Regions from separate parts of the Homo sapiens genome. Here region 1 is linked to region 2. Evidence: chromatin contacts called from ENCODE Hi-C or POLR2A ChIA-PET data. All regions are on one chromosome and are shown on one strand. Each heading gives the region's core, a stretch centred on a gene start or an enhancer-like site at or near the end of the contact. The rest is flanking DNA. Distances are from core to core; before and after follow the strand shown.

Region 1 (7,408 bases), core at 4,713-7,212, 170 kb before region 2:
CGACCGTTTTCATTTCTATATCCTTCTACTATAGTGATTGCAATCCTTTGTTTTTTTAAGCAGAACTTTTTTCTAAGTGGTTAAATTAAACAAAAAAAGAACTCCATGTCATCCCAGGTATCACCACCACCCACTCTCCCCGCCCCCAAACTTCTGAGAGCACCTTTTGAGAACTGTGGACTGACAGCAGCCGGCACAAATCCTGATGTTCAATAGGTGCTCCAGAAGTGTTTGTTGAATGACTAAATGATTGAATGAGTCCTGTTAGGAAACCAGAAGTGAGTATTTTTCTGAGCACTTCAGCTGATTTCACTCATGGTCACTCAACAATCACGTTTGGAGAAAAAAGATTATATTTCTGCTCAAAGGTGTGTTCATTTAAGGTGAGAAAACAAGGCACTGGGGCTTGGCAAAGAATGCCACAGGCCAGTGGTGAGATTATTAGGCAGCCATGAGCAAGAGCTGGAGGAACAATTTTAGGCTTTGAAAGGAGAAAGAGGGAGAAAAAGGCTGGGCGCGGTGGCTCACGTCTGTAATTCCAGCACTTTGGGAGGCCAAGGTGGGCAGATCACTTGAGGTCAGGAGTTCGAGACCAGCCTGGCCAACATGGTGAAACCCTGTCTGTACTAAAAATACAAAAATTAGCCAGGTGTGGTGGCACATGCCTATAATCCCAGCTACTCAGGAGGCTGAGGCACGAGAATTGCTTGAACCCAGGAGGCGGAGGCTGCAGTGAGCCAAGATCGCACCATTGCATTCCAGACTGGGTGACAGAGCGAGACTCCCTCTCAGAACAAAACAAACAAAAAGAATAAGAAAATCAACCCTTACAAGGGAGCCACTAATTAACTAGGCACAGTGCTAGGTGCATACATACATGTGATCTTTGCTGAATTCCTTAGAGAGAGAGGAGGCTCTTCTCTTGGTTTTACAGGAGAAACCAAGGCTTACAGGTTGGGCACAGTGGCTCATGACTGTAATCTCAGCACTTTGGGAGGCTGAGGCAGGAGGACTGCTTGAGTCCAGAAGTTTGAGACCAGCCTGAGCAGTATAGGGAGACCCCCCATCTCTGCAAATAAATAAAAAATTAGCTGGGCATGGTAGCATGTGCCTGTAGTCTTAGCTACTCAGAAGACTGAGCTGAGTTGGGAGGATTGCTTGAGCCCAGGACGTCAAGGCTGCAGTGAGCTATGGGTGACAGAGCAAAACAAAATAAATAAATAAATAAATAAAGGAAAGAAAAAAAAGAAACCAAGGCTTGCAGATGTGACTTGCCCCAGGTCCCCAGGGCTGGTCAGTGGCAGCGCTGAGATCTGGACATCTGTGTGAAGGTTACTCACCTAATGCTCCTCTGTCTCCCTGGGTCCTTTTCTCTTCCAGGGGCAACTGGATTGGCGAGTCCCCGTACAAGATGGGAAAGCCGTGCTCCTCCTGTCCCCCCAGTTATCAAGGCAGCTGCAATAGCAACATGTGCTTCAAGGGGCTGAAATCCAACAAGTTCACGTGGTTCTGAATTTTCTCTGGGCTTTGGTGCGCCTCCAGCTGGGCCTGACCCTCCATGTCCTGCCCTCAAAAAACTGGGTGGAGAAATAATTGTTTCTTTAAAGGATATGAGTTAGAATCACCCCCTGTTGAATTTTCCCTCCTAGATCCCCTTCTTAAATGTCCAACATGGGTCAAAAGAAAATGACCTCCTTGCCTTCCTTCTTTCCTAGTTGCATCTTTCTTTTCTTGGGCCTCTGGGAAAGAGCCCTGCATCTTTCATTAATTCGGTTCTCAGAGAACCAAGGCTGGAAGGCATAGAACTGGCACCTTGGGACCAGGCATAATGGCTCACACCTATAATCCCAGTATTTTGGGAGGCTGAGGTGGGAGAATCACTTGAGTCCTGGAGTTGGAGAACAGCCTGGAAAGCCTGGCGATACCCCATCTCTATTTAGAAACAAACAAACAAACAAATAAAAAACCTGGCACCTCGGTTTTGTAACTCTCAGGCTTTGTCAAACCCAAATGACTTTGTCCATCCAATGAAAGGAATTCCACTGGGTGCGGCGGCTCACACCGGTAATCCCAGCACTTTGGGAGGCTGAGGCAGGTGGATCACCTGAGGTCAACAGTTCGAGACCAGCCTGGCCAACATGGTGAAACTCTGTCTCTACTAAAAATACAAAAATTAGCCAGGAGTGGTGGCTCGCGCCTATAATCGCAGCTACTCGGGAGGCTGAGGCAGGAGAATCGCTTGAACCTAGGAGGCGGAGGTTGCAGTGAACAGAGATCCAGCGACTGCATTCCAGCCTGAGGACAGAGTGAGACTCTGTCTCTAAAAAAAAAAAAAAAAAGAAAGAAAGAAAGGAAACCCGCTTTCATTCGTCTCATAACAGTCAACCAGTTTCTGGGCAGTCTTTGAGGACTCGTGATTCGCTCCCTGAGTTGGGCACATTTCAGGCCCATGATTTTGAAAAACATTGAAATTGGCTTGTGGACATCCGCCCCCCCACCCCCACTGCATGGTACTGGAGCCACGACAGAGTCCAGGCCCCCCTTTTTACAGATGGGTACACTGAGGCTCAGAGCAGGGTGTAACTTACCCAGAGCTGCACAGCTTGTCTTTGATGGCCAAGGTTAGAGCTCAGTCTCTCACAGCTCCTTCCTGCTTCCTCGGCTCTCAGAACTGAGAAGTGAAAACCAAAGTTGGCCTGAGGGGACTCTCTCTGGGCCTTTTTTTCTCTATCTCTGCCTCGGTCTCTCTCTCTTTTGTCTACTGTCCGTTCTATCTCTGCCTGTTTTTGTTTTGGTCTCTGCATCTCTGATTCTTTTTCTCCCATATAATCTTACTCTCATTCCAATAAACCATTTCCCCTCTCCCCCCACCATCCCACCCAGGGATCATAGCACACAAAAGTCCTTTTGTCTCCAGAGATAGTAAAATCTCCTCCCTCAGACCTTGCCCTGCAGCTGGGGCCCACTCCCTGCCTGGCTGGAGAGCTTTTCCTTTGAAGACCCGGGATGGAAAACAGGCCCTTTTCCATGGAGTCCCTACGTTGTCCTGGATGGAATGAATTTTCTCATCCTGTGCATGTCACCCCCTCCCATTCCACCCCCAATAAAGTCTTTTGAGATCCAGTGTAGTGGCTCTTTCTGGTCCCTCCCTCTCTTGGCTCCCAAGAGGGTCAAAACACAAGGAATGGGAACTGGGTGGGGGAAGATGGGTGAGAGGAAAACCAGCTCAACTGGAAGACCAGGGGAAGGAACTAACAGCGCTTTGGGCCCCGCTCTGCAGAAGGCTAGATCAATGCACAAGTGCATGCACGTATACTATTGCTCCACTTTACAGATGAGATAAATGAGGCATGGGGTGAGTACTAGCTTCCAAATGCTGGAAATGAGTGAAATAAGAGAATTAAGAGGTTGGGCGTGGTGGCTCATGCCTGTAATCCCAGCACTTTGGGAGGCCAAGGCGGCAGATAGCTTGAGGCCAGGAGTTCAAGACCAGTCTGGGCAACACAGTGAAACCCTGTCTCTACTAAAATTACAAAAATTAGCCAAGCATGGTGGGGCACGCCTGTAATCCCAGCTACTCAGGAGGCTGAGACACCAGAATTGCTTGAACCCAGGAAGTGAAGGTTGCGGTGAGCCAAGACTGCACCACTGCACTCCAGCCTGGGTGACACAGCAAGTCTGTGTCTCAAAAAAAAAAAAAAAAAGAGAGAGAGAATTAAGGACACTGTTGTGAGTTCATTGTTCTTAGACTATATCTTTCCTACTTTATTTTTTGGAATGGGCTCTCGAAGGCAGTATCAGAAATGGAAAACCGAAGAGATCACGTGGAATTCCCACCTTACAGTGGCACTTTTGGCTTGTCTCTTCCCTGGCACAGTGGCTCATACCTGTAATCCCAGCACTTTGGGAGGCCAAGGAAGGTGGATCACCTGAGTTCAGGAGTTCCAGACCAGCCTGACCAACATGGTGAAACCCCGTCTCTACTAAAAATACAAAATTAGCCAGGCGTGGTGCTGTGTGCCTGTAATCCCAGCTACTTGGGAGGCTGAGGAAGGAGAATCGCTTGAACCCAGGAGGCGGAGGTTAAAGTGAGCCGAGATGGCGCCATTGCACTCCAGCCTGGACAACAAGAGCAAAACTCTGTCTCAGAAAAAAAAAAAAAAAAAAAAGAACAGATTTAATGAAACTTCTTGAATCCCAGTTTTTACATCTGTAAAATGGGAATATTGACAGTGACAATTCAATGACGTTAAGAATATACAATGCTGACAAACTAAAGAGTTCATAAATGCCAGTGGTTGTCATCCTCATTATCCTGGTGCTCAGGAAGGCAATGTGAGACCTGTTGAAATAGCACGGGCTTTGGGGTCAGATGATGCTGAATTCCAGTTCTGTGTTGGCTCCTTCGTAGTTATGTGACCTCATGACGCCACTTCATGCAGGGGGTTACGTACCACTTAAATCTCCAGAACATTTTGGGAAATTGACATAGGGTTAGCAAACCTCCCCCACCCCCATATAAAAATATTAATACTTTTTTTTTTTCTGAGATGGAGTCTGGCTCTGTCGCCAAGGCTGCAGTGCAGTAGTGCAATCTTGGCTCACTGCAACATTTGCCTCCTAGGTTGAAACGATTCTCCTCCTTCAGCCTCCCGAGTAGCTGAGATTACAGGTGCTCGCTGCCACACCCAGCTAATTTTTGTATTTTTAGTAGAGATGGGATTACACCGTGTTGGCCAGCCTGGTCTCAAACTCCTGACCTCAAGTGATCCACCTGCCTCAGCCTCCCAAACTGCTGGGATTACAGGCATGAGCCACTACACCCGACCAAGAATATTAATACTTTTTTTTAAAAAATATCGAAGTTATTTATTTATTTATTTATTTATTTATTTATTTATTTATTTTGAGATGGAGTCTCTCTCTGTTGCCCAGGCTGGAGTGCAGTGGCACGATCTTGGCTCACTGCAACCTCTGTCCCCCTGGTTCAAACGATTCTCTTGCCTCAGCCTCCCGTTTGCCACCATGCCCGGCTAATTTTTTTATTTTTGGTAGAGACGGGGTTTCACCATGTTGGTCAGGCTGGCCTCAAACTCCTGACCTCGTGATCGGTGCGCCTCGGCCTCCCAAAATGCTGGGGTTACAGGCGTGAGCCACTGCACCCGGCCCCAAAATCTAACGTTTGTTATCACTGTTGTTTTAGAAAAGAAAGGACATTTTAATGCAACCCATGCCCATCTGTAGGGGCTGAAGGTCCCTCTGAGGTGATTGATAAAGCTGAAAAAAGAGACTATGGGAAGAGAAGAGGAATATTATCAATTAGCTATTTTAGAAGCAGGGCAAACTATGAGCTAGGTATTCCTATAAGGAAATGAAATAATTTACTAAAAAACATACAGCAAGAAAATAATAGAGCTGGAGTTTTCTGATTTTTCTGAGTCCAGAATTTGTTTCACTGTTCTCATTTCAGCTCTCTCTAACAGGATGAATGACCTTGATTTCAGAATCCCCAAGCAGGTGGTGAGATCCAAAACTGAGACAAAAGAAACGGGGCTGTTCCAAAAAAAAAGCTAGGTGGCAGGTGTCTAACATGCCAGGGAGCTAAAACAGAGTGTGTGAGTTTCAGCAGCAGGTTGAATTTAGAATGGGGAAGGAGACCAGAGGAGACGCCAGACAGGATGACTTTGTCCCATTGGCCTGGAGGCAGCCCCATGTTTCTCCACCCCTCATATCACTCACCAGTTTGTAATAGTATCTTTGAATGACGATCTGATTAAGGTCCGTCTCCTCCATTAGTCCACAAGTTTCGGGGGTACATCTACTTTGCTCATTTCCATATCCCCAGAGTCTAGCACAAGGCCTGGTACATAGTAGGTGCTCAATAAATATGTTAGATGAAAGGAAGATAACACCTCTATGTACTAGCAGTGAGACTCCAGGCATGCAATTTCTCTCTGTCCTTCAGTCCCTTCATCTCAAGGTTTAATTTAAATATGGTAACGCCTGTATGCAACTCCCAGCATCCAGTAGGCACTCACTAAACACAGTTCTCCACCCTCCTTTTTTCCTCTGCCCCTCCCTCGGTTTTCCCACTACTTCCTGCATGGTGACACACCCATAGTTTGGAGCCATAAAACCCAACCCAGGTTGGACTCTCACCTCTCCAGCCCCTTCTGCTCCGGCCCTGTCCTCAAATTGGGGGGCTGATGTCCCCATACACCTGGCTCTGGGTTCCCCTAACCCCAGAGTGCAGGACTAGGACCCGAGTGGACCTCAGGTCTGGCCAGGTCGCCATTGCCATGGAGACAGCAACAGTCCCCAGCCGCGGGTTCCCTAAGTGACTGGTTACTCTTTAACGTATCCACCCACCTTGGGTGATTAGAAGAATCAATAAGATAACCGGGCGGTGGCAGCTGGCCGCACTCACCGCCTTCCTGGTGGACGGGCTCCTGGTGGCTGTGCTGCTGCTGTGAGCGGGCCCCTGCTCCTCCATGCCCCCAGCTCTCCGGCTGGGTGGGCTTGGCCATGGTCAGCGTGAACGCGCCCCTCGGGGCTCCAGTGGAGAGTTCTTACGGTAAGTGGGGCTGGGGGAAGACTGGACAGGGCGGGACTGCGGTCAGCTTTGGGAGGCCATGGGACACCTCCCCGTGTGTTTCTTACGGGCCCAAAGCTCCTCCTGGAGCTCCTCTGGAAGGGCAGGAAGCCCCACGGAGGCAATGTGACCGCTTCCCTAAGCTCTCAAGCCGGGGCATGGCCTGCTTGGTGCGAGAAGTGCTGGGAGGGGCCGAGAAGCCCTGGGGCAGAGGCTTGGCTCATTTTGTCTGTCCAGAGGCCTTCCTGGGAATGCATCTCAGGGGTCTTTCCAAAACCCCACAGAGGGTGGGGCTTGGAAGCACCGTCCTGTTTCGATGCGGGGCAAATTGAGGTCCACCAGGAGAGGCTTGCTGGGCCTAGGTCACGTTGCTGGTGCATTATCAAGCTGGGCGTGGGACCGGGCAGCTCGGTCGCTCCGCACCTCCGTTGGCTCTGGATAATGGGGAGGAGGTAGAAAGCGCCGCGCAGGGTGGAGCGTTGGAAAATGAGAATATCTTGTGCGGACGTGTGAAACTCAGATGCAGGGCTAGAAAGCATGTGTTACTGAGAGTGAAAGGCTCAGGCTCACTCCTTAGGGTGACCCCCACATTGGAAGCAACCCAATGTCCCTCAGCAGAGGGAAGACGGGTAAATAAAGCGTGAGACGTCTTTACAGTGGAATGCTATCCCATTGTTCAAGGAAACAACGCACATCTGTGTGTGACAGGGAAGAACCTCTCAGTTAAATTAAGTGAAAACGGTACACTGAAGAACTGTGTAGTTGCTGATAGCGAAACGGATATAGATGTATATATGTACACACGCGTATACGTGT
Region 2 (7,103 bases), core at 1,486-3,985:
GCCGGCGGATCACGAGGTCAGGAGATTGAGACCATCCTGGCGTGAGCCACCATGCCTGGCCTTCAACTCACCAGGATTTTCTAATGTGATAGAAGATAAAAGAAAAATTGTACAGTAAACGATTATTTCATAAAACTTTGTCTCTATATGGGTGCATCAGATCACAGATCAACTATGTACAATCTTTCTTTAGGTCAAGGTCAGAATAATTAGAAAACCACTGCTCTCAAGAAAGCCCTTAAAAATGGAACACTCTTTTGATTTAGGACCAACAACCTTAAAATACATTCTGTTCCTAAGAAATAGTGGAATGAAGCCAGGCATGGTGTCACACACCTGTACTGGGAAGGCTGAGGTGGGAGGATCACTTGAATCCAGGAGTTCAAGGCTGCAGTGAGCTATGACTGAGCCACTGCACTCCAGCCTGGGTGACAGAGCAAAACTCTGTCCCCCTCCAAAAAAAAAAAAGAAAAATAGTAGAAAGAGCTGAAACAGAATCCTTGGTGTAATACTGTCAAATATATGTATGTTTGGTTCCCATTTCCTGGCATACAATTTCTAAAATCCTTGGAATAACCAGCGTCTTTTTGTATGCTAATGAGATGACTGGTGACTGGCAGCCCCTAGGTGGCTTCATGATGGGTGAGGGTCATAGTAGGAGGTTGGGACTTTTCAGTCTCACCCCTGACCCTCCAAGGAGGGGCTGAAGGTTAGGTCAGTAACCAAAAGCCAATGATTTAATGAATGCTGACTACATAATGAAGCCTGCATAAAAGCTCAGAAGGACAAAGTTCAGAAGAACTTTTGGCTGGGCATGGTGGCTCACACCCCAGGAGTTCGAGACCAGCCTGGCCAACATGGCGAAATCCCGTCTTTATTGAAAATACAAAAATTAGCTGGGCGTGGTGGCATACACTATAATCCCAGCTACTCCGGGAGGCTGAAACATGAGAATCCCTTGGAGGTTGAAGAGAGCCGAGATGGCGCCACTGCCCCAGACAGAGCATGGAAGCTCCAGACCCGTTCCCTCTACACCTTGTCTTACATATCACTTCATCTGTATCTTTAAAAATATATTAATAGTAGCCATAAAAAAAGAAGAAAATCATGTCCTTTGCAGCAACAAAGATGCAGCTGGAGGCCACTATCCCAAGTGAATTAATACAGAAACAGAAAACCAAATACAGCATATTCTCGCTTACAAGTGGGAGCTAAACACTGGGAACACAGACACGAAGATGGCAACAATAAACACTGGAGAGTCCAAGAGTGGGGAAGGACGGTGGGGGGATAGGGGTTGAAAAACTACCTGTTGGATACTGTGTTCACTGTTTGGGCAACGGAATCATTAGAAACCCAAACCTCACGATAAGGCAATATACCCATGTAACAAAACTGCATATGTACCCTCTGAATCTAAAATTAAAAATACATAAATACACAAAATAAAATACTTTTATAATAAACCAGTAAACATGTTTCCTTGAGTTTTGTGACCAAATTAATCAAAGCCAAGGAGGGAGGTCACGGGAACTTTGATTTATAGGTGGCCGGTCAGAAGCACAGGTAAAACAACCTGAGGCTTGCCATTGGCACAGAAAGTGGGCACAGTCTTGTGAGACTGAGCCCTCCACTTGTGTGATTTGATGCTATCTCCAAGTAGAGAGCTTCGGAATTGACTTGTAGGGCACCAAGTTGGCATCCCCTGCAGAGCTGACTGTTTGCCTGATGTTTGGGGGAAAATCCCCACACACCACACATCAGGTGTCAAAAGTGTGTTGTGAGTACAGCAGGAGAAACTGAGTGTGCTTTTTCTACACACTTGGTCAATTAAATCAGCTGGAGAATGAGGAATCAAGGAATCACGCTCCTCTGAAGTGGGTAAATGAGGGAACTCAGCATATTCTTTTATAGGCCCTATAATTTTCTCTTTAAAATGTTTACAGTTTACAAGGTGATTAAACCTTCACTTCACTGTCACAATCGTTCTCGAAGAGAGGAATGCTGGGGTGATTATCCTCGGATAAATGACTTACAGCAGTCCCAAAATATTCAGGCCCTGGTTTCCAATTTTGAATAACAATCCACAAGGGCTTCTTTCCCTTGCACCTGAACTGCAGACAAGCCTCCGCTAAAACCCCAGCTTTGCCACACACTCTGTAGTTTTGGCAAATCCCGTGCTAGGGGATAAAAATATTACTTGAGCCACCTAGAACTAAATGATGGCACCTTAAGAGGTGCTTCGGGAGGAACCGGAGCCCCTCGCTGGGAGCTGTCATTCCTTGGTCCCTCTCCAGCTCCAGAGGAACCTAGTCAGGAAGCCTCGCAGGGCGGAGCCATCCGAATTGTAAACAATGGCGGCCTAGCCTCTTCCGTTCCCCGAGGAACCCGGAGGGCGAGCCGCCTAAGCTGGACCTGAGGGTATCGCGGATTTGCGTCTGGGGCCCCGGAGACCCTCTGTAGCCCAGGGCCTGCTGACATCCCGAGAGCCTCTGGAGCCAAGGCCCGTGCAGCTCTGGTCTCGAGGCCTTTCCCCGCAAACCGCAGGTCCGGCGAGGACTCGGGACCCCGAACTCACCCAGCTGGCGAGGGAGAAGACACCCAGCACAGCCCCCATGGTGACGCCAGTGATGGAGGTGGCCGGTCCTGAGGCTGCTTTCTAACACGGTGGTAACTGCCAGCTGAGGTGACTCCCCAGAAACATGACGGTTTCTCAGGCCGGAAACGCAGCCTTCCACAGACGCACGGATGCGTCACGGCGTGGCCCCGCCCACCGTCCGCGACCGGAGCGGCAGAGGGGGGCGCCTGTCATTGGCTGAGGGGGAAGGTGGGGCTAAACCATCCTGGGGTTGCAGGAACTGTGAAGGTGTCATTCCTTACATCATTTGTATTCATTGTGCAAAGATCTGGAAGTTACAGAAGTGTACAGAGAGGCACAGTACGCTCAGAATTTATTCTCTAGTTAATAGGAGATCTGACAACATAAATGCACCGTGCCCCAATGTAATGAATACGATGAAGTAGTATGGGGGAATAGGCTTTCAATAAAGGTGTATTTAGTGCCTCCTATTGTAAGGGGAAAGTAATTTAGCTGGGCAGTAGTCTTGGAAGGCTTCTCTGAAGGATTTATTTTTTAATCTGCGAACTAAAGGATGAGTCCAAATTAACCTAGAAACGATGGAAATCGTATCCTAAAATGTGGGATGCACCCCATTTGGGAAAAATGAATGGCTCTAAGGGTGCATGAAGGACATTAAGCGATATTAAACAGCAGAGTGAGAACGTCCCATTTCAAACCAACAGGCTAGTTGTTTGAGGCCAGTATGGTATTTAACATTTTTCTAGTATTTATCTCCCTTTCTAACAGAGTAAAGCCTTCATTTTCCAGATCTCTCAAACAGGCAACCATGCCTGCAGTTTTAAAATATTGTTTTGTTTTGAGGTGTGTGTTAGCAATAACCTTTTCATTTCTTCCGAGCAATGCTGATTTCCCATTTAAGCAGTGATGTAAATATTCCTTTCAAAATACATGTCAAATTTGAGAGTTCACTTAAAGAAGAAAATGAAAACATTTTTTACTTACACATATAATAGTTTAGGTGGAATGTGGCAAACAATGATGATGTCCGGACAACAAGGTGTCACACTTCAATATCTTCTCCTGTGGTGTGTTAATCTTCCCTGATAGATAAAACTCTCTGGAAGGGGATTCATAATTGAATTCCTTCTGGATTGTCAGCCTTTAGTCTGATAAGGGAAATTCATGAAAAGCCCCTCTCTCCATGTGCTGTTCCCCAAGCAATCATCATACCAGTGTGGCATATTTGGGGATGTTATTTCCTGGATTCCTTGAAAATGTATTCCAAATTCATCTTTTACAGAAATGGAATGAGGCTCAAAGTTTGCCCAAGGCCATGAAAAGGGCTGATGAAAGAAGAAAGAGAACTACTCACATTTAATAATTCCTACCTCTCTTTTCCCAGATCCCTCTCCTCACCACACATACACAAATACCAGCTCAAGTCAAGTTGCTTCAGGACCACTGAACTTTCCAGGTAGTCCTTAACATTCTTGCTTCTTCCTGTCTGAGTATTGCTGGTCTGGACTTAAGAGAGCTGACTGTGATAAATTTTACAGATCGAATTCTACCAGAAACATACCTGTAGTCAAAAAGAATTAGGTTTATTTAGCTTGTTCAGAAAGGGAGAACACATATCAGAGAAAATATAAGGTGTCTTGGTAAGAGGTGACTGGGGAGAACTTATTTTAGGATTTGGGTTTATGCTGGGTAACTAAATCTAAGGAGAGTTTAAGGAGGAGGAGAACAGTTTTGGATTGGACACAGTCAAGGAGTAGAGGCAATTCAGTGATTAGGTATCTTACAAATTTTTATCCAGAAGGAAGAAGGATTAAAACAAGGCTAGATTAGTCCTTGGAAAAGTGTGATACCCTACCTTGTCTTAACCTGAATTGACTCTCTCTTAGCTGAGGGAGACAGACAAACTCCATTTTGGCTCCTTCACTTGCCGCTCCTTACCCATCCCACTTCCTCAAGGATTTAACTTGTGCAAGCTGACTCCCAGCACATCAAAGAATGCAATTAACTGATAAGATACTGTGGCAAGCGATAGCTGCAGTTTCCAGGAATTCACCCGGTTGATAGTACCCTAAGCCCCTGCATTTTTGTCCGGTTGATGGTACCCAAAGCCCCCACATCTATCACCTTGTGATGGATTTAAAGCCCCTGCACCTGGAACTATTTGTTTTCCTGTAACCATTTGTCTTTTTAACTTTTTTGCCTGTTTTACTTCTGTAAGATTGCCTCAGCTAGGCTCCCCCTCCCCTTTCTAAACCAAAGTATAAAAGAAAATCTAGCCCCTTCTTCGGGGCCGAGAGAATTTTAAGCACTAGCCATCTCTCAGTTGCCGGCTAATAAAGGACTCCTGAATTCGTCTCAGAGTGTGGCGTTTCTCTATAATTCGCTCGGTTACAAAAAAAGAAGCAAAATCCACTCATTTATTAGTCAGAATTGGAAGATGTTGAGTCCTATCTGCGGTACCAGAGTGGCTTTGTCTGTATCTTGATCCAACTACATGGTGGTCTTGTCTGATCTTTGTTTATATTCTGTGATCACTGTTTTTGTTCAGTTAGAAACATTAGGTCTAGCTGTCAGCTGAACAGTTTTTCATTTTCTTACCTGTAAGCATTTGTCCTCCCACATGTAGGATCCCCCCATCTCTTAGTGTTTCTGGCCCTAACTGGTTGAGTGTGTCACTTCTACTTGGCCAAAGCGAGGACAGCAGATCTTTGTGATCATCTACTCCAATTTCCCGCCTCAGGCAGAAACCCCTTAGCAACATCTCTTCTAGGGTAGGGGGCTCACTGCCACCCAAGGCAGCTCCTCCCATCTTTACACATCCATTGTCAAACCTGTCAGGCCTCTGAGCCCAAGCTAAGCCATCATAACCCCGTGACCTTCACATACACATCCAGATGGCCTGTTCCTGCCTTAACTGATGACATTCCACCACGAAAGAAGTGAAAATGCCCTGTTCCTGCCTTAACTGATGACATTACCTTGTGAAATTCCTTCTCCTGGCTCATCCTGGCTCAAAAGCTCCCCCACTGAGCACCTTGTGACCCCCGCCCCTGACCATCAGAGAACAACCCTCTTTGACTGTAACTTTCCTTTACCTACCCAAATCCTATAAAACGGCCCCACCCCTATCTCCCTTCGCTGACTCTCTTTTCGGACTCAGCCCGCCTGCACCCAGGTGAAATAAACAGCCCTGTTGCTCACACAAAGCCTGTTTGGTGGTCTCTTCACACGGACGCGAGTAAAAAAACCTAGGTTATTTCCCCCCATATGTTGTTGAAAAGATAACACATGTACTTGGTTATAACATACTGCATAAAGGAGCACACGGTGAAAATGAAGTGTCCTTCCCACCCTTCCCCCACCCCCATCTCCCAGATCTCCTTTCAGAGTTCCTACAGGAATATGCATATGCCAGCATTATGGCACTTTTTTTTTTTTTTTTTTTTTTGAGACAGAGTCTCGCTCTGTCGCCCAGGCTGGAGTGCAGTGGCACAATCTTGGCTCACTGCAACGTCCGCCTCCTGAGTTCAAGCGATTCTCCTGCCTCAGCCTCCTGAGTAGCTAGGATTACAGGTGCCCACCACCATGCCTGGCTAATTTTTTTTTGTATTTATAGTAGAGACAGGGTTTCACCATGTTGGCCAGGCTCGTCTTGAACTCCTGACCTCAGGTGATCCACCCGCCGCTTTTTTTTCACTTAACTTATTAGTTCATTCGATAAATATTTACCATGCTATTACTATGTGTCAGGCACTGTTGCCAGTGATAAGAAAATAGTAGAGAACAAAACAAAGTGCCCACCCTTAAAAGACCTTATGCTGTAGGGAAAAAAGACAAGCAGCAAACACACACGTATATAATATAACACTCAGACACTGACAAGAGCTGTGAAAAAAGAGAAAGGAGAATACAGAGTTGGTGGGGGTCCATTATTTTCTTTTCTTTTATTTATTTATTTTTTTTTTTTTGAGACAGGGTCTCACTCTGTCACCCAGGCTGGAGTGCAGTGGCATGATCTCACCTCGCTGCAACCTCAGCCTCTTGGGTTGAAGCAATACTCATGCTTCAGCCTCCCCAGTAGCTGGAATTACAGGCACATACCACCATGCCTGGCCAATTTTTGTATTTTTAGTAGAGACAGGGTTTCGCCATGTTAGCCAGGCTGGTCTTGAACACCTGACCTCAAGTGATCCGCGCACCTAGGCCTCCCAAAGTGCTGGGATTACAGGAACGAGCCACTGCGCCCGGCCCTACTATTTTCAAGAGTAGTCTGGGCAGGTCTTTTAGAGGGCTTGACACTGGAGCACAGACATGAGGGAACCGAGGAAGCAAGCCATAAAGATACCTGGAGGAAGAGCAGGAGAAAATGCCCTGAGATGAAAGCATGCTTTAAGGCAGGAAAACAGAGTCTGGAGTCGGGGAACAAAAGGCTGATTCACACTTCAGCTATGACAGGAAATATCCTCTCCATAGGGTGTAGGCCAAGTAAATGACTTTGTAACTT

Evidence for each region. Hi-C counts contacts between places; a loop is a spot of excess contacts on that map. ChIA-PET counts read pairs that join two places held with the same protein, here RNA polymerase II (POLR2A).
Region 1: a loop to region 2 is called in a map of Caco-2, with 6 times the contacts of the local background. The contact joins the promoter of R3HDML-AS1 here to the promoter of SERINC3 in region 2. A Hi-C loop is called at or near these places in 1 of 168 maps with a recorded cell type or tissue (Caco-2). POLR2A ChIA-PET finds 5 or more read pairs at or near these places in 3 of 52 experiments (HepG2, OCI-LY7 and Panc1).

Annotation. Positions count from the first base shown.
Region 1 is chr20:44,349,280-44,356,687 of GRCh38, forward strand. R3HDML-AS1 (R3HDML antisense RNA 1) reads right to left here and starts at 5,963. Exons shown (of 4, transcript NR_184036.1): 1 at 5,740-5,963; 2 at 2,589-2,671; 3 at 1,341-1,577. HNF4A (hepatocyte nuclear factor 4 alpha) reads left to right here and starts at 6,420. Exons shown (of 10, transcript NM_175914.5): 1 at 6,420-6,574. The coding sequence starts at 6,526. It overlaps R3HDML (R3H domain containing like), which reads left to right. Exons shown (of 5, transcript NM_178491.4): 5 at 1,381-1,959. The coding sequence ends at 1,513. RefSeq lists an enhancer at 3,752-4,251.
Region 2 is chr20:44,519,335-44,526,437 of GRCh38, forward strand. SERINC3 (serine incorporator 3) reads right to left here and starts at 2,736. Exons shown (of 10, transcript NM_006811.4): 1 at 2,579-2,736. The coding sequence starts at 2,617. RefSeq lists enhancers at 1,947-2,499, 2,418-2,727, 2,634-2,928, 4,961-5,837, 6,714-7,103.